Linked DNA regions of Homo sapiens: regions 1 and 3 are each linked to region 2. The links are chromatin loops, found by intact Hi-C in ENCODE. Cell type or tissue: PC-9. All regions are shown on one strand.

Region 1 (8,000 bases), 280 kb after region 2:
CTAATTTTTGTATTCTTAGTAGAGAAGGGGTTTCGCCATGTTGGCCAGGCTGGTCTCAAACCCCTGGCTTCAAGTGATCCACCCACCTTGGGCTCCCAAAGTGCTGGGATTACAGGTGTGAGCCACCGCGCCCAGTCAGATTTCCTTTTTTATATTGGCTGGTATTGGTTGGGATTCTTAAATCTGTAAATGGATGTCTTTCATCATTTTGGAAAATTCTCAGCCATTAACTCTTTATTTAAATATTGTTTCTTCCCATCCTCTTTCTCTTCTCCTTCTGAGACTCCAATAAAATTAAATACATATTAGGCCTTTCCACTGTATACTGTGTCTCTTACCCTTTCCTATATTTTACATCTTTCTGTATCTGCACACTTCATTTTGAATAGTTTCTTGTGCCTTACTCAAGGTCACTATTTCTGTCTTTTGTTATGTCTAATCTGCTATTAAACCCATCCATTATATTTCACTTCTAAAATTTTTCAATGGGTTCTTTAAACAAAAAATCAAGTTATCTGCCAATATTCTCAACCTTGTTGTTTATCTCCCTGAATATAGTAAGTATAATTATTTTAAAGGCTATGTCTGATAATACCAATATCTGGAGTCCTTGTGTCTGTTTGTAATGTCTATTGTTTCTGTAGGTATTGTGTATCTGCTTATTTTTATTGTATGTCTAATTTAATATCTGCAAAACTGGCCAGGCATGGTGGCTCATGCCTGTAATCCAGCACTTTGGGAGGCTGAGGCAGGCAGATCGCTTGAGCCCAGGAGTTTGAGACCGGTCAGAGTGACATGGAGAAACCACAGCTCTACAAAAAATGCCAAAAAATCCTAGCTGGGCATGGTGATATGTGCTTGTAGTCCCAGCTACTCAGGAAGCTAAGAGGGAGGGCTGCTTGAGCCTGGGAGTATGAGGCTACAGTAAGCCATGATTGTGCCACTGTACTCCAACCTGGGCAACAGAGTAGGACTCTGTCTCAAAAAAAAAAAAAAAAAAAAAAAAAGCAAAATTATTTGTAGAAATAATTTAAGGTTTAGAATAATGTTATCTCCTCCCAGGGATGATTTATGTTTGCTTCTGCATGAAACCTGTGAGCATCAGCACTCGGGGATTACCAGTATTCCAGGACTACCTCAATCTAATTTACAGGATTGAGATGAATGAAAGATGAGCTACAGTACCTGAAAGAGCCTATACTAGGTGAATCCTTATTCTACAATGGTAGCCTTTACAGGTTCCAAATCAAAGCAAGATGGTTTCTGTTTCGCCTACTTTAGTGATCATTAGACACCAATCTCTAAGGCTTTGGTTCCTCTAGGCTAACAAGTGTGGCTCAGCTTCTTGGCCTCTCCACTATACTCTCCTCAATTAGCATAAATCCCCAGAGGAAAAAGCACACCTAAATACTAGTCTCATCTTCCTGGGACTCCTCTTATTTAGACCCTTACCTAGCAATTTTTGCTATTTTGTTAGTTCTCTAGTATCTTTAAACAGATGTGTATTATGTTTTGTCTAACAATTCTAACTTTTCTTGGTGGAAGGACTGATTGATTGCCTAGTATGCCACAACTAGAACCAGAGTAAATATTTAGTTATTGATGATGATAGATAATAGATATTGGATGACTGATAGCTAAAGGGTTTGTGGAAGCCTTTTTAAAATGAATAAAATCGAGGTCTGAATCAACTGAAGGGATAATTAGTGGATTAAGAACTTGAGGGAAAGCCCTCTACATTCATCTAACATGCTGCTACTAGGCTATTCACCTATGTTTGCTTAGGATGCAAATATACACACTAAGTTTATTCAAATCTTTCTGTGCTTCCTCTTTCGGGCAACAATCATTTACTGAGCAACTATGTGCTAGACTCTATTCTAAAATTTCTGTGATTTGGGCTAAGTGCAGTGGCTCATGCCTGTAATCCTAGTATTTTGAGAGGCTGAGGCGGAGGATCACTGGAGCTCAGGAGTTTGAGACCAGCCTGGGCAATGTAGGGAAACCCTGTCTACAAAATATTTAAAAAATTAGCTGGGCATGGTGGCACATGCCTATGGTCTCAGGTACTCATGAGGCTGAGGTGGGAGAATTGCTTGGGTCTGAGAGGTAGATGCTTCAGTGAGCTGTGATTATGCCACTGCATTCTAGCCTAGGAGACAGAGTAAAACCCTGTCTCAAAAAAAAAAAAAAAAAACTGTGATTTGATACTAAGTGAGAGAAGATGCAGACAGTTTTGTTAGGAAAGAAAGAAAGTCACAGAGGGAGAGGTTAAAAACACAGGGAACACAAAAAAGAAACTGGAATAAGATACTAGGAGGAAGGAATGGGATTAAGAACATGTGGAGGGGCTAGCCCTAAATAGGAAAATGCCACCTCTTCTTGGAATTTGATGGAAATCGTGTAAAATTCAGTACAGATACAGTTGCATTTACAGTTTTAAGAATTAGAAAGCTTCTAACTGTTAACTTCAATTTTCTAGGAGAAGGTTAAGGGTGGGATGGGGATCTTGATGTGAAGTCTTAGAATAACTACTATGGGGATATGAGGGAAGAAAATATGATTAAAAACACAAGCAGTGGCCCATTCTACACTATGACATGCTTTCTCTCTAGTAATATTTAATAGCCTAGATATAGATAGGATAAAGGTCTAGATTAGTCCAATATTAGGAGTTTATAGAGTACATACTGTAAAAGACAAAAGGGCAGGGATGGTAGCATACTAAGAAGAGAATGGCAACACAGTTTAAATTGGATAGAAAAGGAAGTGATACAGGAGGAAGGTGACAGTAAAAAGTTAAGGGAAAGATGCCAGTAGCTTAAAGGTCTGGATGAGGTCAAAGGAGTGAGTGAGTGAATAAAAGGTCTAGAAAGAAAATAAATTATCAGAAATTAACATACTAATTTATATTATAAGTGGGACAGTTCTAGGAAAGAAGGCCCTGAACAGCCATTGAAGTGGTTTGCCGGAGTACAATATAAATGACGGTTATTGGAATTGAGGAGGTAAAGGGTATTAAAGGCTAGGTCACTATTTATCAACACTTTTTTCATTATTGCCACCCTAAGTAGCTTTTTAAGGCATTTTTTTCCTGATTACTCCTCCTTCCCACAGGAGGTTTAATATACTGTTTATCTGTTTATGCATTATAATATGCAATATGTTTTTACTCCCCAAGAATCAATGCTCACTCCTATGAGGCAACATCATCCCCTTCATTGAAAAGGCATGGGCCAGATGGTGGGACGGCTGGTCCACCTGCACGCTGACACAGCTCCCACAGGCAAGTCTTACTGCCCAGCTCCTTTTCCACATAATAGAAATCAGTACTCAGGTTCTACTGAAATATTAATCAGCAAAACTCAATATTCCATTTGATTTTATGATTTCAAGGAGCTTGCCATCTTAAAAAGATTCTTTGGAACTTAACATACTATTGGGATATATTTAGACTGTTAACAAGTACAGCAACTCATAGTAACAGCAGTTTAGAAGAGTTTAAATGCCATTGAACAGGCATTTGCTTCAGAGGTAATAAGATGGGTATGTTAGTAAAAATATTTAATATGAAAACTATTTACATTTTATTTGGTCACTGTTTTCCTATTCATAAGTGAATAGTGACTAAATTATTTACTACTGCTATTTTGCAACTTGTCACTTGGGGGCAGCAAGACTATTTTGGTAATCACAGAATGGAGCATTTAACTAGTAGGACAGGTAGGGCATTAAAGATTCTACAGCATGACGAGAAGGGAGAAAGTGGTAACACTGTATTCAAGTCTAATACAGAAAACATTTACAAAACAGCCCTTTGTAAGAAGTAATAATTATTTCCCCAATATATTTTTATTTCTATTCTGTATCTATTCTAATTATAGTTTTCAAAAGTTACTCCTCATAAATGAAGTCAACAGAAGGCAGCATAATTGAGTGGAAAGTGAGCAGCCTACAGAGCCACACAAATCTGGATTCAATTCCTTGTCCTACAGTGTACTAGATATAATGTTTGGGCAGATTACTTATCCTCTTGGAGACTCAGTTTCCTCATCTATGGAATGGCGATATATTAATACTTATAGGGTTGAGATTAAATATGTGAATAGATGTACTTATGTTACTAGATGTAAAATGCTGGACACATAATTAGGCTTAGCAAAACGTACTTAATAGTAATGACCAAGCAAAAGGTATGGGTATCTCACAGTGGAAAGAATGCTTCACCTCTTCAGTAATCAAGGAAATGGAAAGTCCACAAGGAAATACCACTATTTTGTACCCAATTAATCAGCAAGAGATATATCAAGGGTGATCTTTAGATTCAAGGTATAACTGGAAAAATATTAGTGTTTGGCTGAAAACATGGTTGTTATCCATGCCCAGAGCTGTGATCAGATAAGAATGATGTGACTGTTCAGTTCGTTCACAGTGACTAGTATGAGCCAGACATGCAACTAGGTGCTAAAAATTCTGGGCAAGCAATTGTAAGACATAAAACAGTTTACTTTCTTCTCTATTAGACACATTTGGGAGGCCAAGAAAAGTTAAATAACATTCTTGTGCTATCATTTCCCCAAACACAAATAGGCTGTGACCACTAATCTAACAACAGAAAGAAAATGCGTATGTTCAATAGCAGCCATATTAAATATGAGATGCAACTCTCAGCTTTCTTCTGATAACTAAGAAAACAGAAAAAGCTTTTCCGATGTCTCAGGTATTTCAAATATTTGATATTAAAGGGAGTGCTAGGTTGGATCTATGATGGTATATTATAATAATAACTGAAAGTAATGCTAAATCTTCATACTTCCTAAAGTGACACTGGAATTCCAAGATATTTAAAACGGCACTGACAATAAAAATTAGTTCTAGATACTGGTATTCAATAAAGGAGCCTCGGTTGATAAAGAATAAATCAACACTACCCTGAACCATGTACACATTTGATGCATTCCCTATCAAAATACCAATTATACTCTTCACAGAAATAGGAAAAAAATTCTAAAAACTATGCAGAACCAGAAAAAACCTTGAACAGCCAGAGCAATCCTGAGCGAAAAGAACAAAGCTAGAGGCATCATACTACCTGATGTCAAAATTTACTACAAAGCTACAGTAAGCAAAATAGCATGGTACTGGCATAAAAACAGACACATAGACCAAAGAAACAGAATAGAGAATCCAGATATCAATCCAAGCATTTATAGCCAATCATCTTTGACAAAGGCACCACGAACCCACAATGGGGAAAAGGCAATCTTTTAAATAAATGATGCTGGGAAAACTAGATAACCATATGCCGAAGAATGAAAGTAGATCCCCCTCTCTCCATACAAAAAATCAAATCAAAATGTATTAAAGACTTCAATCTAAGACCTGAACTATGAAACTACTAGAAGAAAACATTGGGGAAACCTTCCAGACATTGGTCTGGGCAAAGATTTTTTGTAAGACCTCAAAAAGCACAGGCAACACAAGTCAAAATAGACAGATGGGATTATATCAAACTAAAAAGCTCTTGTACGGCAAAGGAAACGGTCAGCAGAGTGAGGAGACAACCTACAGAACTGGGAGAAAACATTTGCAAAAGCTATTCATATGACACAGGATTTATATCAGAATATACAAGGAACTCAAACAACTCAATAGCAAAAAAATAAACTATCCAATTAAAATATAGGCAAAAGATCTGAATAGACATTTCTCAAAAGAAGACATACAAATGACTAATAGGTATATGAGGAAATGCTCAGAGTCACTAATCATCAGGGAATACAAATCAAAACCACAATGAAGGCAGGGCACGGTCGCTCACGCCTGTAATCCCAGCACTTTGGGAGGCCGAGGCAGGTGGATCACGAGGTCAGGAGATCGAGACCATCCTGGCTAAGACGGTGAAACCCCGTCTCTACTAAAAATACAAAAAATTAGCCGGGCGTGGTGGCGGGCATCTGTAGTCCCAGCTATTCAGGAGGCTGAGGCAGGAGAATGGTGTGAATCCAGGAGGCGGAGCTTGCAGTGAGCCGAGATCGTGCCATTGTACTCCAGCCTGGGCAATAGAGCGAGACTCCATCTCAAAAAAAAAAAAAAAAAAAAAAACCCAAAAAACAAAAAAACAAAAACAAACAAATAAAAAAACCCACAATGAAATATCATCTCATTCCAGTTAAAATGGCTATAATAAAAAAGAAAAAGAATATCAAATGCTGGTGAGGATGTGGAGAAATGCTGGGAATGTAAATTAGTATAGCCATTATGGAAAACAGTAGGGAGCCTCCTCAAAAAAACGAAAAATAGAAATATCATACAATCAATCTGGCAATCCCACTAGTGGGCATATATCCAAAGGAAAGGAAATCAGTATGTTAAAGCTATATCTGCACTCCTATGTTTACCGCAGCACTATTCACAATAGCTAAGATACAGAATCAACCTAAGTGCCCATCCAGGGATGAATGGATAAAGAAAATGTGGTACATATACACAATGGAATATTACTTAGCAATAAAATGAATGATATCCTGTCCTTTGCAGCAAAATGGATAAGGCTGGAGGACATTATATTTAATGAAATAGGCCAGGGACAGAAAGACAACTACCACATGTTCTCACTCATATGTGGGAGCTAAAAAAGCTGATCCCATAGAAGTTGAACCCACAGAAGTAGAGAGGAGAATAATGTTTACCAGAGGCTGGGAAGGGTAGAGGAGAGAAGGGGATAGGGAAAAGTTAGTTAATGGTACAAAATTACAGTTAGATAGGAGGAATAAGCTCTAGTGTTCAATAGTTAACAACAATTTATTGGATATTTCAAAACAGCTAGAAGAAAGGATTTGGAATGTCCCCAACAAAAAAAAAATAATACATGTTTGAGGGAGATATGCCATTTACCCTGATTTGATCATTACACATGTATATATGTTGTATACATGCACAGACACCCTCAAAATATGTACAATTATTATGTATCAATAAAAAAAGAATAGACTTGAGTATTAAGTAATTAGGTATCTAATTCTCAGCTCTCTTCCATAATGGAAACAACAACAACAACAACACCTTTCCTTTCAACATACTTAGGAGGATTTCTGAGTTTAGTTTAAGTATTTGATTAGTTATCACCAATTCTCCATTCCAAAAACTCAATAAAAATAAAAAGCATGGGACTTTTCCCACAGTACTTAAAAAGCCAAGCAACACAGCTGAACAGGTTATCCTACAGCTGATCATTCTGCTCCTTTGTCCACTTATTCTATACCTTACTGTAGTATATTTCTCTGAATTTAATGGTCTACATGGCTTTCTTAATAGTTTGTGAGCTCCATGAGGGTGGAAGTCATGTCTTATATCTACCTCTCCATCTACAGCACTTGCTTAGAATATTGCCTAATACACAAGTGGCACATGTGTGTGTATGTGTAAAGGATGAGTACTTAAAGAAAACTGGCTTTAGAAGATGAGAAAAAAGAACTCTTTTGACAATCAAAACTTTATTACTATCTCATAAAAAGTTACTTGAAGAGAATTCTTACCTGGCGTGTCATTACAAAATATGCATACATTGCCATGGCACTTCCATAAGTGATGAAGTATGTTACTGGCTCCATGATGTCCCAGGAATATTCCCACCAGGTAAGCCGGGCCAAAATGCCAAACTGTGTGGCCATGTAGGCAAGGCCACCCCATAGCACCAAAGTGGTCCTCTTCTCAGCTTTTCTGCTAATCTCAATTCGTACCTATTGGGCACACATAATCATAAGGCATTTTGACATAAAACCAATCTAAAAAGGCTTAAACTGTTCTATGTTCACTAAAGAAACAGGGCTCATCATCAAGACACAAGTCTCAATTCTAGTAAATATAGCTTGTCTTCCTAAATAGTATCTGCAGTTTTCACTGAATAAAATATCTTAGGCCAGGTGCAGTGGCTCACATCTGTAATCCCAGCATTTTGGTAGGCCAAGGCGGGAAGCTTGCTTGAGCCCAGGAGTTCA
Region 2 (8,000 bases):
CACTTCACCATGTTCAGTCAGATGCTAAATCCTGAATGCTTCTAAAATATGACCCCTTCTCTACATCTATTTGGCTTCAGTGTAGACCCTCTTTATCTCTACATCTGGAAAACAACAACAGCCTCCTAACTTACCTCTCTGGTTCCTGTCTTTCTAGTTCCTAACACTGTTGCTGGTTATGTTTGTAAAACACAAATTTGATTGTGTCACTCTCCTGCTTAATATCCTTCAGTAGTTCCCATTGCTTCAAGATGAAATTTAAATCAAAGTCTAATATAGACAAAAATAGTTACTTTAATTGGAGTTCTCTAGTTGAAGAAACTTGAGATCTGGGGTGGGGAGAAGAAGAGTTGGTTGGGCTGTTCTTCTACCTATTGTTTGCCATGGCAGCTCTTGAGACACTCTGTAATGCACTTGTTTGACCTTCATTCTGTTAATGTGGGATATTAACTGTACATTGATTTTCGTGTGTTGAACCATCCTTGCATCCCAGGAATAAATCTCGCTTGGTCGTGGTGAATAATCTATTTAATGTGTTGTTGAATTCAGATTGCTGATATTTTGTTAAGGATTTCTGCATTGATACTCATCAGGGATATTGATCTACAGCTTTCTCATATTGTCTTTGTCTGGCTTTGGTATTAGGGTAATGCTGGCCTCAGAAGGAATTTGGGAATTCCCTCCCTTTTATTTTTTTGGAAGATTTTGAGGAGGATTGGTGTCAAATTCTTTAAATGTTTGGAAGAATTCCCCGGTGAAGCCAGCTTTTCTTTGTTAGGAGCTTTTGGATTATTGATTCAATCTCCTTACTAGTTATAGATCTGTTCAGATTTTTGTATTTCTCATGATCCAGTCTTGACAGGTTGTGTTTCTAGGAATTTGTCAATTTCTTATAGGTTATCCAACTTACTGGTATACCATTGTTCATAGAATTCTCTTATCCTTCTTATTTCTATGACATAAGTTGTACTGTCCCCTCTTTCATTTCCGATTTTAGTTATTTGAGTATTTGCTCTTATTCCTGGTTAATCAAGTTAATAGTTTGTCAATCTTTTAAAAAAAACCCAACTCAGCTGTTTTGTTTTTCTATTATTTTTTCTGGTCTCTATATTTCTCTCTGCTGTAATGTTTATTATTTCCTTCCTTATGCTAGGTTTGGGTTTAGTTTTTGTTTTTTTTTTTTGAGGTATAGGTTGTTGATTTGAGATCTTTCACAACTACAAACTTCCTTTTTAGCACTGCTTTCACTGAATTCCTTAAGTTTTGGTATGATGTGCATTCATTTTCATTTGTCCCAAGATATTTTCTAATTTCCCTGTGATTTATTCCAAGAGTGTGTTGTTGTTTAGTTTCCATGTGTTTGTGAATAGTGCACATGTTTGAAAACTTCTGCTCCATCCAAATCTAGCGTCCTGGTATTCCCAGAATACTCTATACATACATACTCTATACATCATGCCTCTGTGCCTTTGCACATACTTTTCCATTTTTCTGGAAAGCTCACCTCTTGTCATTCCTCCAGGCAAGCATAGCACAGATATCCCCTCCTTTATACTCACATAGCCGTTACTGCACACTCCTGTTCTAGAGTTCATTATCTTGTTTTGAGATCATTTGGTTGTCTTGTTTTACCCTGAGCTCCTCAGGAGTAGGCTTCTTCTTCAGGATTGCAACCCCTGCTCCCCAGTACTTAGAGCAATCAGTCAATGAATGTGTATTCAGTTGAATGATTATGTGCATTTTATTTGCAGTAACAAATTTATCTGGTTACATGGTTGCTTTTCTCTTGTTTTTAGGAGGTGTTCCTGCTCATATGTTTGGCGTGACAAAGTTTGGGGATAACATTGAGGATGAATGGTTTATTGTTTATGTAATAAAGCAGATCACAAAGGAATTTCCAGAGTTAGTAGCAAGGTATTGTAGTTATTTTAATTATTCTAAAGGAATTCTATTACTGAAACAAAGTGACTACATTTTTATCTATTTAGTAATTTATTTTTCTCCTGTAGTCTGCTGGAAATTGTACAGATTTTAATAGTATCTGTGCTCTTTTTTTTTTTTTTTGAGACAGTCTTGCTTTGTCACCCAGGCTGGAGTGCAGTGGTGTGATCTTGGCTCACTGCAATCTTCACCTTCCGGGTTCAAGCGATTCTCCTGCCTCAGCCTCCCAAGTAGCTGGGATTACAGGCGTGCACCACCACGCCTGGCTAATTTTGTATTTTTAGTAGAGACAAGGGTTCACCATGTTGGCTAGGCTAGTCTCTGGAGCTCCTGACCTCAGGTGATCCACCCACCTTGGCCTCCCAAAGTGCTGGGAATACAGGCGTAAGCCACCGCGCCCAGCCATATCTGTGTTTTCTTTCTCTTCTCTTGTGGCTTCCTTTTCTTGAGAAAGAATTAAAGTACACGGCCAGGCGCGGTGGCTCACACCTGTAATCCCAGCACTTTGGGAGGCCGAGGCAGGCGGATCATTTGAGGTCAGGAGTTCGAGACCAGCCTCAACATGGAGAAACCCTGTCTCTACTAAAAATACAAAATTAGCCAGGCATGGTGGTACATGCCTGTAATCACAGCTACTCGGGAGGCTGAGGCAGGAGAATTGCTTGAACCTGGGAGGCGGAGGTTGCGGTGAGCCGAGATCGCGCCATTGCACTCCAGCCTGGGCAACAAGAGTGAAACTGTCTCAAAAAAAAAAAAAAAAAAAATTAAAGTACTGTCAAAGAGTTCAACTTCCAAAAGATTTCAAATAAAACCTACTTATTTTAGGTTTTCTTTTTAAAGTTCTAATTATGAAAAAACAAATACATGTGGTAAACAAAATTCAAAAGATACAAAGGTTTCTACTGCTCTTGCTTCCCAGAAGTAATCACCATTAAATTCCTTGTGGATCTTTGAAAAATAAAATTCCATTCATACACATACACACATATTTCACGTATTTTTAAATATGTATTCCTGTACTAGACCATAGCTATATTTTTTGAGAAATCATACACAGAAACAATTTAAAGAGAAGTCAGTGAACACAATTGTATAGGAAGCAAAGTAGGTAACATTACGTTAAAAATGGGACCTGGGTTTTCTGTAATTAACCACGTATTGCCAGCAGAGGGCGTTCCGCCCACTTATATTTTGTCCTAGTTTTCCTAGTCAGCACCCAAATTCTGATCTTTTTTTACCCACTCAACCTCTTTCCCAACAGAACAAAATAGAAGGGAGAAAAAAACCTTTGAAAACTTATTATTTAAATTTTAAACATACATTAAAGTAGAAAGAATGAACCCACATGTTCCCATTATCCAGCTTCAACAATTACCAACTCATGGTCATTATTATTTCATCTGTAGCTGTCATTTGATCCTTAAATATTTCAGGATGTAAATCTAAGCGATAACTCATTTTATTTTTATCTTTAAATAAATTTATTTAAAATTTTTAAATGTTTTAAATTTATTTATTATTTATTTAGTTTTTTAAAGACGGGGTCTTACTATTTTGCCCAGGCGGGACTTGAACTCCTGGGCTCAAGCCATCCTCCTGCCTCAGTCTCCCAAGCAGCTGGTACTACAGGCACATGCCACTGTGCTCTATTTTATTTTATTTTATTTTTTTGAGACAGGCTCTCACTCTCTTGCCCAGACTGGACTGCAGTGGAACAATCTCGGCTCACTGCAACCTCTGCCTCCCGGGCTCAAGCAATTCTCTTACCTCATCCTCCTGAGTAGCTGGGGCTATGGGCGTGCACCACCACACCTGGCTAATTTTTGTATTTTTTGTAGAGACAAGGTTTCACCATGTTGGCCAGGCTGGTCTCAAACTCCTGACCTCAAGTGATCCACCTGCCTCAGCCTCCCAAAGTGCTGGGATTACAGGTGTGAGCCACTGCGCCCAGCCTATTTTTAAAATTGATAAATAAAAATTTTATATATTTATTATGTATAACATGTTGTCTTGAAATACATATATATTGTAGGATGGCTGAATTGAGCTCATAACGTACATTACTTCACATACTTATTTTTTTGTGTGTGGTGCGAACATTTAAAATCTACTGCCTTAGCAAGTTTCAAGAACACAATACATTGTAGGCCTGGGGCGGTGGCTCACATCTGTAATCCCAACGCTTTGGGAAGTCGAAGCGGAAGCATCACATGAGGTCAGAAGTTCGAGACGAGCCTGGCCAACATGGTGAAACCCCATCTCTACTAAAAATACAAAAATTAGCCATGTGTGGTGGCCCATGCCTGTGGTCCCAGCTACTCGGGAGGCTGAGGCAGGAGAATCACTTGAGCCCAGGAGGTAGAGGTTGCAGTGAGTGTGATTGCACCACTACATTCCAGCCTGTGCGACAGAGTGAGACTCTGTCTCAAAAATAAAATAAAATAAAATAAAATAAAATAATAAAAATAGAAGTATAGAGCTAGAACGATATATAACAGTATATAAAATATGCCATGTCTTGTGTAAAAAAGGGAGAAAATACAAGTATATATTTCTATAGTTAGATTATGTGTAAGCAAACTCTAGAAGGATATACAAGAAACAGCAGTGATGCATGTAGGGTTGAGCAGATAGGGACAAAAGTAGGAGGGAGACTTTTTTATTTTGTAACTTTTTTTTTTTTTGAGATGGAGTTTCGCTCTTGTTGCCCAGGCTGGAATGCAATGGTGCGATCTCGGCTCACCGCAACCTCTGCCTCCCAGGTTCAAGCAATTCTCCTACCTCAGCCTCCCGAGTAGCTGGGATTACAGGCATGGGCCACCACGCCTGGCTGATTTTTTTTGTATTTTTAGTAGAGACGGGGTTTCTCCATGTTGGTCAGGCTGGTCTTGAGCTCCTGACCTCAGGTGATCCGCCCACCTCGGCCTCCCAAAGTGCTGGGATTACAGGCGTGAGCCACTGCACCTGGCCATGTAACTTTTAATACATTTTTTTAAAAAATGTAACCATGTGAATGTATAACCTATTTTAAAAAATTAAATTTAAAAAAGTGATACGGGCCGGGCGTGGTGGCTCACACCTGTAATCCTAGCACTTTGGGAGGCTGAGGTGAGCGGATCACTTGAGGTCAGGAGTTCGAGACCAGCCTGGGCAACATGGCGAAACCCTGTCTCTACTAAAAATACAAAAATTAGCTGGGCATGATGGCGGGCACTTGTAATCCCAACTACTCAGGAGGCTGAGGCAGGATAATTGCCTGAAAACAAGAGGTGGAGGTTGCAGTGAGCCGAGATCATACCACTGCACTCTAGCCTGAGTGACAGAGCGAGACTCCGTCTCCAAAATAAAAAAAAAAAAAGTGATGCAAATGAGGCAGAAATAATTATCTTTTCAGGCCCAAATAACACCTCCTACATGAAGGCTTTTCTAATCTCAGCTATGTGTTTCTTTTTTTTCTTTTGGAACCCTATAGTACTTTCGTATATTTTCATATTTTTGTCTAATATTTCTTTATGTAAATTGCTTATCTTCTCTCCTTATCATATCTACCTTCAACTCCTCCTTACAATCTTACAGTCTCCTTCAGTGCTTAATGTTATCTTAAATATTTTGCTTTCTTATAGCCATCTGCACATAGTACATACTCAAATATTTACTAAGATGAAGAGGAAAATGTATTAGAATGAAACTGTTTTGGTTACTAGCAGATATATGCTTTTTGAATGCAAAATTGGAAATTTTCTTGCATTAGGATTGAAGACAATGATGGTGAATTCTTGTTAATAGAAGCTGCTGACTTTCTCCCTAAATGGCTGGATCCTGAAAATAGCACCAATAGGGTAAGTATACCCAAGTTTAGAAAATTTATAGAGATGAAATCATGCTGCATTACATTCATATGTACCTGCAGTTTGCCAGTGCCCACTGTGAAAATTGAAATGTACCGTTTGCAGGTATTTTTCTGCCATGGGGAATTGTGTATTATCCCTGCACCAAGAAAATCTGGAGCAGAATCTTGGTTACCCACCACACCCCCAACAATTCCACAAGCATTGAATATAATCACAGCACATTCAGAAAAAATACTTGCTTCAGAATCTATACGAGCTGCTGTGAATAGGCGCATCAGAGGGTAAGAAAAATATCACTTTCATTGCTAATTAAGGAACCTTTTGGTTTCGTGTAGTTCAGTCTTTCTTTGATTTTTGTTTGTTTTCCTTAAAGCTCTGTTGGAGTTGATCAGTCTTTCTTTGACTATAAAATACCTTTCACCTAGATTAATGCTAATTTTCATTTTGTCTTCATTCCTCTTTATGAAATAGACTAGTAAATTAAACTTACAGATTTTAAAATCAGGAAACAGATACATCTTTAAATTCCCATTCAGAAGTGTTACAATCTTGTCCCAATATTTTTGCATTTATTTACCTTAGATATTGTGGCTAAGTATTAGCTATATCCATGGGTAAAAAATTTGAGACCTTTAAAAATAGAAACTTCATGGGCCTGGAGCGATGGCTCACACCTGTAATCCCAGCACTTTGGGAGGCTGAGCAGGGGGCGGATCATGAGGTCAGGAGTTCAAGACCAGCCTGGCCAACATAGTGAAATCCCATCTCTACTAAAAATACAAAAACAAAATAGCAGGGCGTGGTGGCAGGTGCCTGTAATCTCAGCTACTTTGGAGGCTGAGGCAAGGAGAATCGCTTGAACCCGGGAGGCGGAGGTTGCAGTGAGCTGAGATCACGCCACTGCACTCCAGCCTGGGCGACAGTAGGAAACTCCATCTCAAAAAAAAAAAAAAAAAAAAAAGTAGAAACCTAATGGAGCACAAACAAGGTGCTCAGGTTTTTTCTGTTGTTCTGGGTCTGTATATGGGATTCTTTGACCTATGTCAGAATTCAGTTTCTGAATAAAACTTTAGCTTTTATTCAGAAAAGAAAGGTCTTAGCCTAATTACATATTCGTTCATCCATTCAAATTTGGGTGCCTATTAAATATTAAGCACCATTCAGGTATTAACAATATTAAAAATATTTTTGGCCGGGCGCGGTGGCTCACGCCTGTAATCCCAGCACTTTGGGAGGCCAGGGCGGGTGGATCACAAGGTCAAGAGATCGAGACCATCCTGACCAACATGGTGAAACCCCGTCTCTACTGAAAATACAAAAAATTAGCCGGGCGTGGTGGCAGGCCCCTGTAGTCCCAGCTGCTTGGGAGACTGAGCGCAGGAAAATCACTTGAACCTGGGAGGTGGAGGTTGCAGGGAGGTGGAGGTTACAGTGAGCCGAGGTTGCACCACTGCACTCCAGCCTGGCGACAGAGCGAGACTCCGTCTCAAAAATAATAATAAATAAAAAATAAAAATCTCTTTTAGCTTCAGCATACTTTGTACCATTCTTTTAGAAGAATAAACTCTGATTTTATCTTTATTCCAAAGTATAATAGGTATTTTTGTTTTGTTTTGTTTTTGAGATGGAGTTTTGCTCTTGTCGCCCAGGCTGGAGTGCAGTGGCGTGATCTCGGCTCACTGCAACCTCTGCCTCCCGGGTTCAAGCGATTCTCCTATGTCAGCCTCCCGAGTAGCTGGGACTACAGGCGTATGCCACCACGCCCAGCTAATTTTTTGTATTTTTAGTAGAGATGGGGTTTTACCGTGTTAGCCAGGATGGCCTCAATCTCCTGACCTCGTGATCCACCCGCCTCAGCCTCCCAAAGTTGTTTTGTTTTTATAGAGCTACAATAATCCCTTTTCTTTATTTTCCATTTCTTCCTACTTTTTTCTTTCCCTCTCTCGTATATTCTTAAGTGTATATACAGTATCTTTTTTCATCTCTCTTGTCACTCTCTACGTACTGCTCTTGATGAACAAAGAGATGTCAAAAAGAATGTGAATGGTATAAGAATTATAGGTATTTATATACTGTAAAATGAAAGTAATTATGTTACCTGTCCCAGGTACCCAGAAAAAATTCAGGCCTCACTTCATCGAGCACACTGCTTCCTTCCAGCTGGCATTGTGGCAGTGCTAAAGCAGCGCCCCAGATTGGTGGCTGCAG
Region 3 (8,000 bases), 170 kb after region 2:
TATCTCTCTGTTTTGGTACCACTACCATGCTGTTTTGGTTACTGTAGCCTTGTAGTATAGTTTGAAGTCAGGTAGCATGATGCCTCCAGCTTTGTTCTTTTGGCTTAGGATTGTCTTGGCTATGTGGGCCCTTTTTTGGTTCCATATGAACTTTAAAGTAGATTTCTCCAATTCTGTGAAGAAAGTCATTGGTAGCTTGATGGGGATGGCATTGAATCTATAAATTACTTTGGGCACTATGGCCATTTTCAGGATATTGATTCTTCCTATCCATGAGCATGGAATGTTCTTCCATTTGTTTGTGTCCTCTTATTTCGTTGAGCAGTGGTTTGTAGTTCTCCTTGAAGAGGTCCTTCACATCCCTTGTAAGTTGGATTCCTAGGTATTTTATTCTCTTTGTAGCAATTGTGAATGGGAGTTCACTCATGATTTGGCTGTTATTGGTGAATAGGAATGCTTGTGATTTTTGCACATTGATTTTGTATCTGGAGACTTTGCAGAAGTTGCTTATCAGCTTAAGGAGATTTTGGGCTGAGACAATGGGGTTTTCTAAATATACAATCATGTCATCTGCAAACAGGGACAATTTGACTTCCTGTTTTCCTAATTGAATACCCTTTATTTCTTTCTCTTGCCTTATTGCCCTGGCCAGAACTTCCAACACTATGTTGAATAGGAGTGGTGAGGGAGGGTATCCTTGTCTTGTGCCGGATTTCAAACAGTGCTTCCAGTTTTTGCCCATTCAGTATGATATTGGCTGTGGGTTTGTCATAAATAGCTCTTATTATTTTGAGATATGTTCCATCAATACCTAGTTTATTGAGAGTTTTTAGCATGAAGGGCTGTTGAATTTTGTCAAAGGCCTTTTCTGCATCTATTGAGATACTGATGTGGTTTTTGTCATTGGTTCTGTTTATGTGATGGATTACGTTTATTGATTTGCGTATTTATTTATTTTTTTGAGATGGAGTCTCACTCTGTTGCCCAGGCTGGAGTGCAGTGGTGCGATCTCAGCTCACTGCAAGCTCCGCCTCCCATGTTCACGCCATTCTCCTGCCTCAGCCTCCTGAGTAGCTGGGACTACACGCGCCCGCCACCACGCCTGGCTAATATTTTCTATTTTTAGTAGAGACGGGGTTTCACCGTGTTAGCCAGGATGGTGTCCATCTCTTGACCTCGTGATCCACCCACCTCAGCCTCCCAAAGTGCTGGGATTACAGGCGTGAGCCACCGCGCCCGGCAATTTGCGTATGTTGAACCAGCCTTGCATCCCAAGGATGAAGCTGACTTGATCGTGGTGGATAAGCTTTTTGATGTGCTGTTGGATTCAGTTTGCCAGTATTTTATTGAGGATTTTTGCATTGATGTTCATCAGGGATATTGGTCTAAAATTCTGTTTTTTTGTTGTGTCTCTGCCAGGCTTTGGTATCAGGATGATGTTGGCCTCATAAAATGAGTTAGGGGAGGATTCCCTCTTTTTCTATTGATTAGAATAGTTTCAGAAGGAAGGGTACTAGCTCCTCTTTCTACCTCTGGAAGAATTCGGCTGTGAATCCTTCTGGTCCCGGACTTTTTTTGGTTGGTAGGCTATTAATTATTGCCTCAATTTCAGAGCCTGTTATTGGTCTATTCAGAGATTCAACTGCTTCCTGGTTTAGTCTTGGGAGGGTGTGTGTGTCCAGGAATTTATCCATTTCTTCTAGATTTTGTAGTTATTTGCGTAGCAGTGTTTATAACATTCTCTGATGGTAGTCTGTATTTCTGTGGGATCGGTGGTGATATCCCCTTTATCATTTTTTATTGTGTCTATTTGATTCTTCTCTCTTTTCTTCTTTATTAGTCTTGCTAGCTGTCTATCAATTTTGTTGATCTTTTCAAAAAAAAAAAACCAGCTCCTGGATTCATTGATTTTTTTGAAGGGTTTTTTGTGTCTCTATCTCTTTCAGTTCTGATCTGATCTTAGTTATTTCTTGCCTTCTGCTAGCTTTTGAATGTGTTTGCTCTTGCTTCTCTTGTTCTTTTAGTTGTGATGTTAGGGTGTCGATTTTAAATCTTTCTTGCTTTCTCTTGTGGGCATTTAGTGCTATAAATTTTCCTCTACACACTGCTTTAAATGTGTCCCAGAGATTCTGGTACATTGTGTCTTTGTTCTCATTGGTTTCAAAGAACATGTTTATTTCTGCCTTCATTTCGTTATGTACCCAGTAGTCATTCAGGAGCAAGTTGTTCAGTTTCCATGTAGTTGAGTGGTTTTGAGTGAGTTTCTTAATCCTGAGTTCTAATTTGATTGCACTGTGGTCTGAGAGACAGATTGTTGTGATTTCTGTTCTTTAACATTTGCTGAGGAGTGCTTTACTTCCAATTATGTGGTCAATTTTAGAATAAGTGTGATGTGCTGAGAAGAATGTATATTCTGTTGATTTAGGGTGGAGAGATCTGTAGATGTCTATTAGGTCCGCTTGGTGCAGAGCTGAGTTCAAGTCCTGGATATCCTTGTTAACCTTCTGTCTCATTGATCTGTCTAATATTGACAGTGGGGTGTTAAAGTCTCCCATTATTATTGTGTGGGAGTTTAGGTCTCTTTGTAGGTCTCTAAGGACTTGCTTTATGAATCTGGGTGCCCCTGTATTGGGTGCATATATACATGTTTAGGATAGTTAGCTCTTCTTGTTGAATTGATCCCTTTACCATTATGTAATGATCATCTTTGTCTCTTTTGATCTTTGTTGGTTTAAAGTCTGTTTTGTCAGAGACTAGGATTGCAACCACTGGTTTTTTTTTTTTGTTTTTTTTTTTTTTTTTTTCTTTCCATTTGCTTGGTAGATTTCCTCCATCCCTTTATTTTGAGCCTATGTGCATCTTTGCACATGAGATGGGTCTCCTGAATACAGCACACTGATGGGTCTTGACTCTTTATCCAATTTGCCAGTCTGTGTCTTTCAATTGGGGCATTTAGCCCATTTACATTTAAGGTTAATATTGTTATGTGTGAATTTGATCCTGTCATTATGATGTTAGCTGGTTATTTTGCCCGTTAATTGATGTTTTTTCTTCATAGCATCAATGGTCTTTACAATTTGGCATGTTTTTGCAGTGGCTGGTGCTGGTTGTTTCTTTCCATGTTTAGTGCTTTCTTCAGGAGCTCTTGTAAGGCAGGCCTGGTGGTGACAAAATCTCTCAGCATTTGCTTGTCTGTAAAGGATTTTATTTCTCCTTCACTTACGAAGCTTAGTTTGTCTGGATATGAAATTCTGGGTTGAAAATTCTTTTAAGAATGCTGAATATTGGCCCCCACTCTCTTCCAGCTTGTAGGGTTTCTGCTGAGAGATCCACTGTTAGTCTAATGGGCTTCCCTTTGTGGGTAACCCGACCTTTCTCTCTGGCTGCCCTTAACACTTTTTCTTTCATTTCAACCTTGGTGAATCTGGCAATTATGTGTCTTGGAGTTGCTCCTCTCACGGAATATCTTTGTGGTGGTCTCTCTATTTCCTGAATTTGAATGTTGGCCTGCCTTGCTAGGTTGGGGAAGTTCTCCTGGATATTCTGAACAGTATTTTCCAACCTGGTTCCATTCTCCCCATCACTTTCTGGTATACCAATTAAACGTAGATTTGGTCTTTTCACATAGTCCCATATTTCTTGGAGGCTTTGTTCATTTCATTTTATTCTTTTTTTCTCTAACCTTGTCTTCTTGCTTTATTTCATTAATTTGATCTTAAATCACTGATACCCTTTCTTCCACTTGATTGAATCGGCTATTGAAGCTTGTGCATGCATCATGAAGTTCTTGTGCCATGGTTTTCAGCTCCATCAAGTCATTTAAGGTCTTCTCTACACTGTTTGTTCTAATTAGCCATTCATCTAACCTTTTTTCAAGGGTTTTAGCTTCCTTGCTATGGGTTCAAACATCCTCCTTTAGCTTGGAGAAGTTTGTTATTACTGACCTTCTGAAGCCTACTTCTGTCAACTTGTCAAAGTCATTCTCCATCCAGCTGTGTTCCGTTGCGGGCAAGGAGCTGCGATCCTTTGTAGGAGAAGAGGCACTCTGATTTTTGTATTTTTCAGCTTTTCTGCTCTGGTTTCTCCCCATCTTTGTGGTTTTGTCTACCTTTGGTCTTTGATGTTGGTGACCTACAGATGAGGTTTTGGTGTAGATGACCTTTTTGTTGATGTTGATGCTATTCCTTTCTGTTTGTTAGTTTTCCTTCTAACAGTCAGGTCCCTCAGCTGCAGGTCTGTTGGAGTTTGCTGGAGGTCCATTCCAGACCCTGTTTGCCTGGGTATCACCAGTGGAGGCTGCAGAACAGCAAATATTGCAGAACAGCAAATATTGCTGCCTGATCCTTCCTCTGGAAGCTTCATCCCAGAGGGGCAGCCGCCTATAGGAGGTGTCTGTCGGCCCCTACTGGGAGGTGTCCCCAGTTAGGCTACACGGGGGTCAGAGACCCTCTTGAGGAGGCAGTCTTCCATTCTTAGAGCTCAAATGCTGTGCTGGGAGAACCACTGCTCTCTTCAGAGCTGTCAGACAGGGACGTTTAAGTCTGCAGAAGTTGTCTGCTGGCTTTTGTTCAGCTATGCCCTGCCCACAGAGGTGGAGTGTAGAGGCAGTAGGCCTTGTTGAGCTGTGGTGGGCTCTACCCAGCTTGAGCTTCCCGGCTGCTTTGTTTACCTACTCAAGCCTCAGCAATGGCTACGCCCCCTCCCCCTGCCTGGCTGCAGCCTAGCAGGCTGATCTCAGACTGCTGTGCTAGCAGTGAACAAGGCTCTGTGGGCGTGGGACCCACCGAGCCATGCATGGGAGAGAATCTCCTTGTCTGCCGGTTGCTAAGACCTTGGAAAAAGTGCTGTATTTGGGTGGGAGTGTCCCTTTCCAGGTAGTCTGTCACGGCTTCCCTTGGCTAAGAAAGGGAAATTCCCTGACCCCTTGTGCTTCCCGGATGAGGTGATGCCCCGCCCTGCTTTGGCTTGCCCCCACTGTCCAACCAGTACCAATGAGATGAACCAGGTACCTCCCTTGGAAATGCAGAAATCACCCATCTTCTGTGTTGATCACACTGGGAGCTGCAGACCAGAGCTGTTCCTATTCAGCCATCTTGGAACGCCCCTCATGATTTTTTTTTAAATAGCAAGGGACAGAAATTTCCTCAACTTGATAAAAGGCATTTATAAGAATCTTATTTTAGCATATTTAAACGGTAAAGGACAGAATGCCTTCTCCCTATGTTTGGAATAAGTCAACAATATCTGCTTTCCTCCATTCCTACTTAACATTGAACTAGAAATCCGGGTTAACGCAATAACGTAAGAAACAGAAATAAAAGGCACACACCTCAGAAAGGAAGAATTAAAGTAGTAGTCTTTATTCATATGTGACATGATTGTGTTGGTTAGAAAAAAAATTCCTAGAGAATCTACAAAAGAGTTTTTAAAAATGAACAGAGGTTAACAAGAGTGTAGAATACAAAGTCCATATACAAAAACGAATTAAAAACTGAATTTAAAAAACAGTATGATAGCCTGAAAAATGTTACACTTAGATTTAAATTTAACAAAATATGTATAAGAACTGTATATTGAAAACTATAAAACATTGCTGAGAAATATTAGAGAAGTTCTAAATAAATGGAGATAGGTATCATGTTCACAGATCAGAGGACTCAATTTTGCTTTCCCCAAATTAACCTATATATTCAAGACAATCCCAATAAAAATCCAAGCAGATTTTTTAAAAATAGTCTCATTCTAAAACAAAAAATTTATTTAAAGAGACAGGGTCTTGCTCTGTTGCCCAGACTGAAATGCTGTAGCACGATCATAGCTCACTGCAGCCTTGAACTCCTGGGCTCAAGCAATCCTCCCACGTCAGCTTCCTGAGTAGTTGGGATTATAGGCATGAACTATCATGCTTGCCTTATCCTAAAATTTATACGGAAATACAAAGGATCCAGAATAAAGATGACAATTAGCGGGGGAAGAAAAGGAATAAAGTTGGAAGATTCACATGACCTAATTTAAAGACTTTTTTTTTTTTTTTTTTTTTTTGGTGAGACAGAGTCTTACTCTGTCCCCCAGGTTGGGTGCAGCAGCGTTAGCTCACTGCAACCTCCACTTCCCGGAATCAAGCAATTCTCCTGCCACAGCCTCCCAAGTAGCTGAGATTACAGGTTCCTGCCACCACGCCCAGCTAATTAATTTTTGTATTTTTAGTAGAGATGGGGGTTTCACCATGTTGGCCAGACTGGTCTTGAACTCCTGACCTCAAGTGATCCACCCACCTTGGCCTCCCAAAGTGCTGGGATTACAGGCATGAGCTACCGTGCCCGGCCTAAAGACTTTTTATAAAGCAACAGTAAGTGAAGATAGTGTTATTATTCTAAGAATAGACATATAGATCAATGGCACAAAATAGAAAGTCCAGAAAGAGACAAACACATACGCGTTCAACTGATTGTCCGCAAAGGAGTCAATACAATTCAATAGAAAATGGATACCTTTCAACAAGTGTAACTGGAACAAATTGGTTATCTGTCTACCACCTATGTGTCTATCAAGCCATAACCTTTACTTCATGCTATATACAAAAAATAAGTTGAAATGAATTATATACCTGAATGTGAAAGTTACAACTATAAAAACTTAGGAAAAAAATACTTTTGACTTCGGGATAGGCAGTAGTTTCTTAGGACATAAAAAGCATTAACCTCAGCCAGGTGTGGTGGCTCATGCCTGTAATCCTAGCACTTTGGGAGGCTGAGGCAGGAATGTCACTTGAGGTCAGGAGTTCAAGACCAGCATGGGCAATATAGTGAGACCCTGTTCTATTAAACAAACAAACCAGAAAAAAACAACAACAAAAAAGCATTAACCATAAAAGAAAAAATACACTGGAGTTTACCAATATTTGAAAGTTCTTCTTTTTGAAAGTCACTTAAGAAAATGAAATGGCAAGATGCAGACTAGAAGAAAATGTGTGTGTGTGTGTGTGTGTGTGTGTGTGTGTGTGTGTCTGAAAAAGGACTTGTATCCAGATTGAGACAGTTCAATTTAAAAAGGGCAAAGATTTTAATAGGTGCTTTCACTAAAGAAGATATGTGAATAACTACAAAGCATATGAAAAGATGCTTAAGATCATTGGTCATCAAGGAAATGCAAACTGAAATCACAGTAAGATACTACTACACACTCACTCTACTGGCTAAAATTAAAAAGACTGACAATGCAGGATATGGAACCACTGGAACTCATACACTCTTGGTGGAAATGCAAAATGGTACAACCACTTTAGCAAGCAGTTTTGCAGTCTCTTATGAAGTTAAATATACAGTTGACCCTTAAACAACATGGGTTTGAACTGGGTTTTTTTTTTCAGTGAAACACAGGTGGAAAATAATACATATTTGCAGGATGCAAAACCCACATATATGGAGGTCTGACTTTTCAAATATGCGTGTTCCACAGAGCTGACTGAGAAACTTGAGGATGCATGGATTTTGGTATACATGGGAGGTCCTGGAGGAATCCCCTGTGTATATACCAAGGATTGACTGTGTACTTCTCATATAACCCATGAATTCCATTCCTAGGTTTTTTCCCTGAAGAGAATTGACAATGTGTACATATAAAGACTCATGAGTCTTCACAGCAGCATTATTCATAATGGCCCTGAACTAGAAACAACCCAAATTTCTATCCACAGTGAAATGAGTAATCAAACTATGGTATTGCCATTTAGAGTAATACTCAGTAATAAAATGAACTAGTAGTGATATATACAATGATATATATGAATCTCCAAAAATGCTGAGTGAAAGAAGCCAGGCATGAAAGAGTAAATACTCTATAGTTACATTTATATGACACTGTAGGAAAGAAATTTATAGTGATTAAAAAGTAGATCACTGTTTGCCACGGGCAACAGTGGGGTGGGAGTAGGGTGGGAATTGACATGAAAGGTGCACAAGAGACATTCTGGGGTGATTAAAATGTTCTATATCCTGGTG

The links. A loop is a pair of places that touch in the nucleus more often than their neighbours do. Peaks named below come from ENCODE experiments on the same cell type or tissue, not always from the same donor. Only the 100,000 strongest peaks of a DNase experiment are listed, where the experiment ranks them.
Region 1: it touches region 2 in a loop (4-fold over the local background); 2 of 110 quality-filtered maps call a loop at or near these places.
Region 3: a loop joins it to region 2, with 29 times the contacts of the local background. A loop is called at or near these places in 2 of 110 quality-filtered maps.

The regions. Positions count from the first base shown.
Region 1 is chr10:72,871,119-72,879,118 of GRCh38, reverse strand. It overlaps MCU (mitochondrial calcium uniporter), which reads right to left. Exons shown (of 8, transcript NM_138357.3): 6 at 7,539-7,742. Among named protein-coding and RNA genes, the nearest start is that of OIT3, 19 kb to the left of the region's middle. In PC-9, CTCF peaks have their summits at 3,478 and 3,677 (motif pointing right); a DNase peak (open chromatin) is centred at 3,658.
Region 2 is chr10:73,154,348-73,162,347 of GRCh38, reverse strand. ECD (ecdysoneless cell cycle regulator) reads left to right here. Exons shown (of 14, transcript NM_007265.3): 3 at 1,797-1,914; 4 at 5,693-5,780; 5 at 5,895-6,073; 6 at 7,900-8,000. Among named protein-coding and RNA genes, the nearest start is that of ECD, 9.7 kb to the left of the region's middle. In PC-9, CTCF peaks have their summits at 2,909 and 3,109 (motif pointing right); no DNase peak of the experiment used is centred here; H3K27ac peaks cover 760 bases.
Region 3 is chr10:72,986,673-72,994,672 of GRCh38, reverse strand. No RefSeq gene overlaps it. Among named protein-coding and RNA genes, the nearest start is that of PLA2G12B, 36 kb to the right of the region's middle. In PC-9, no CTCF peak of the experiment used is centred here; no DNase peak of the experiment used is centred here.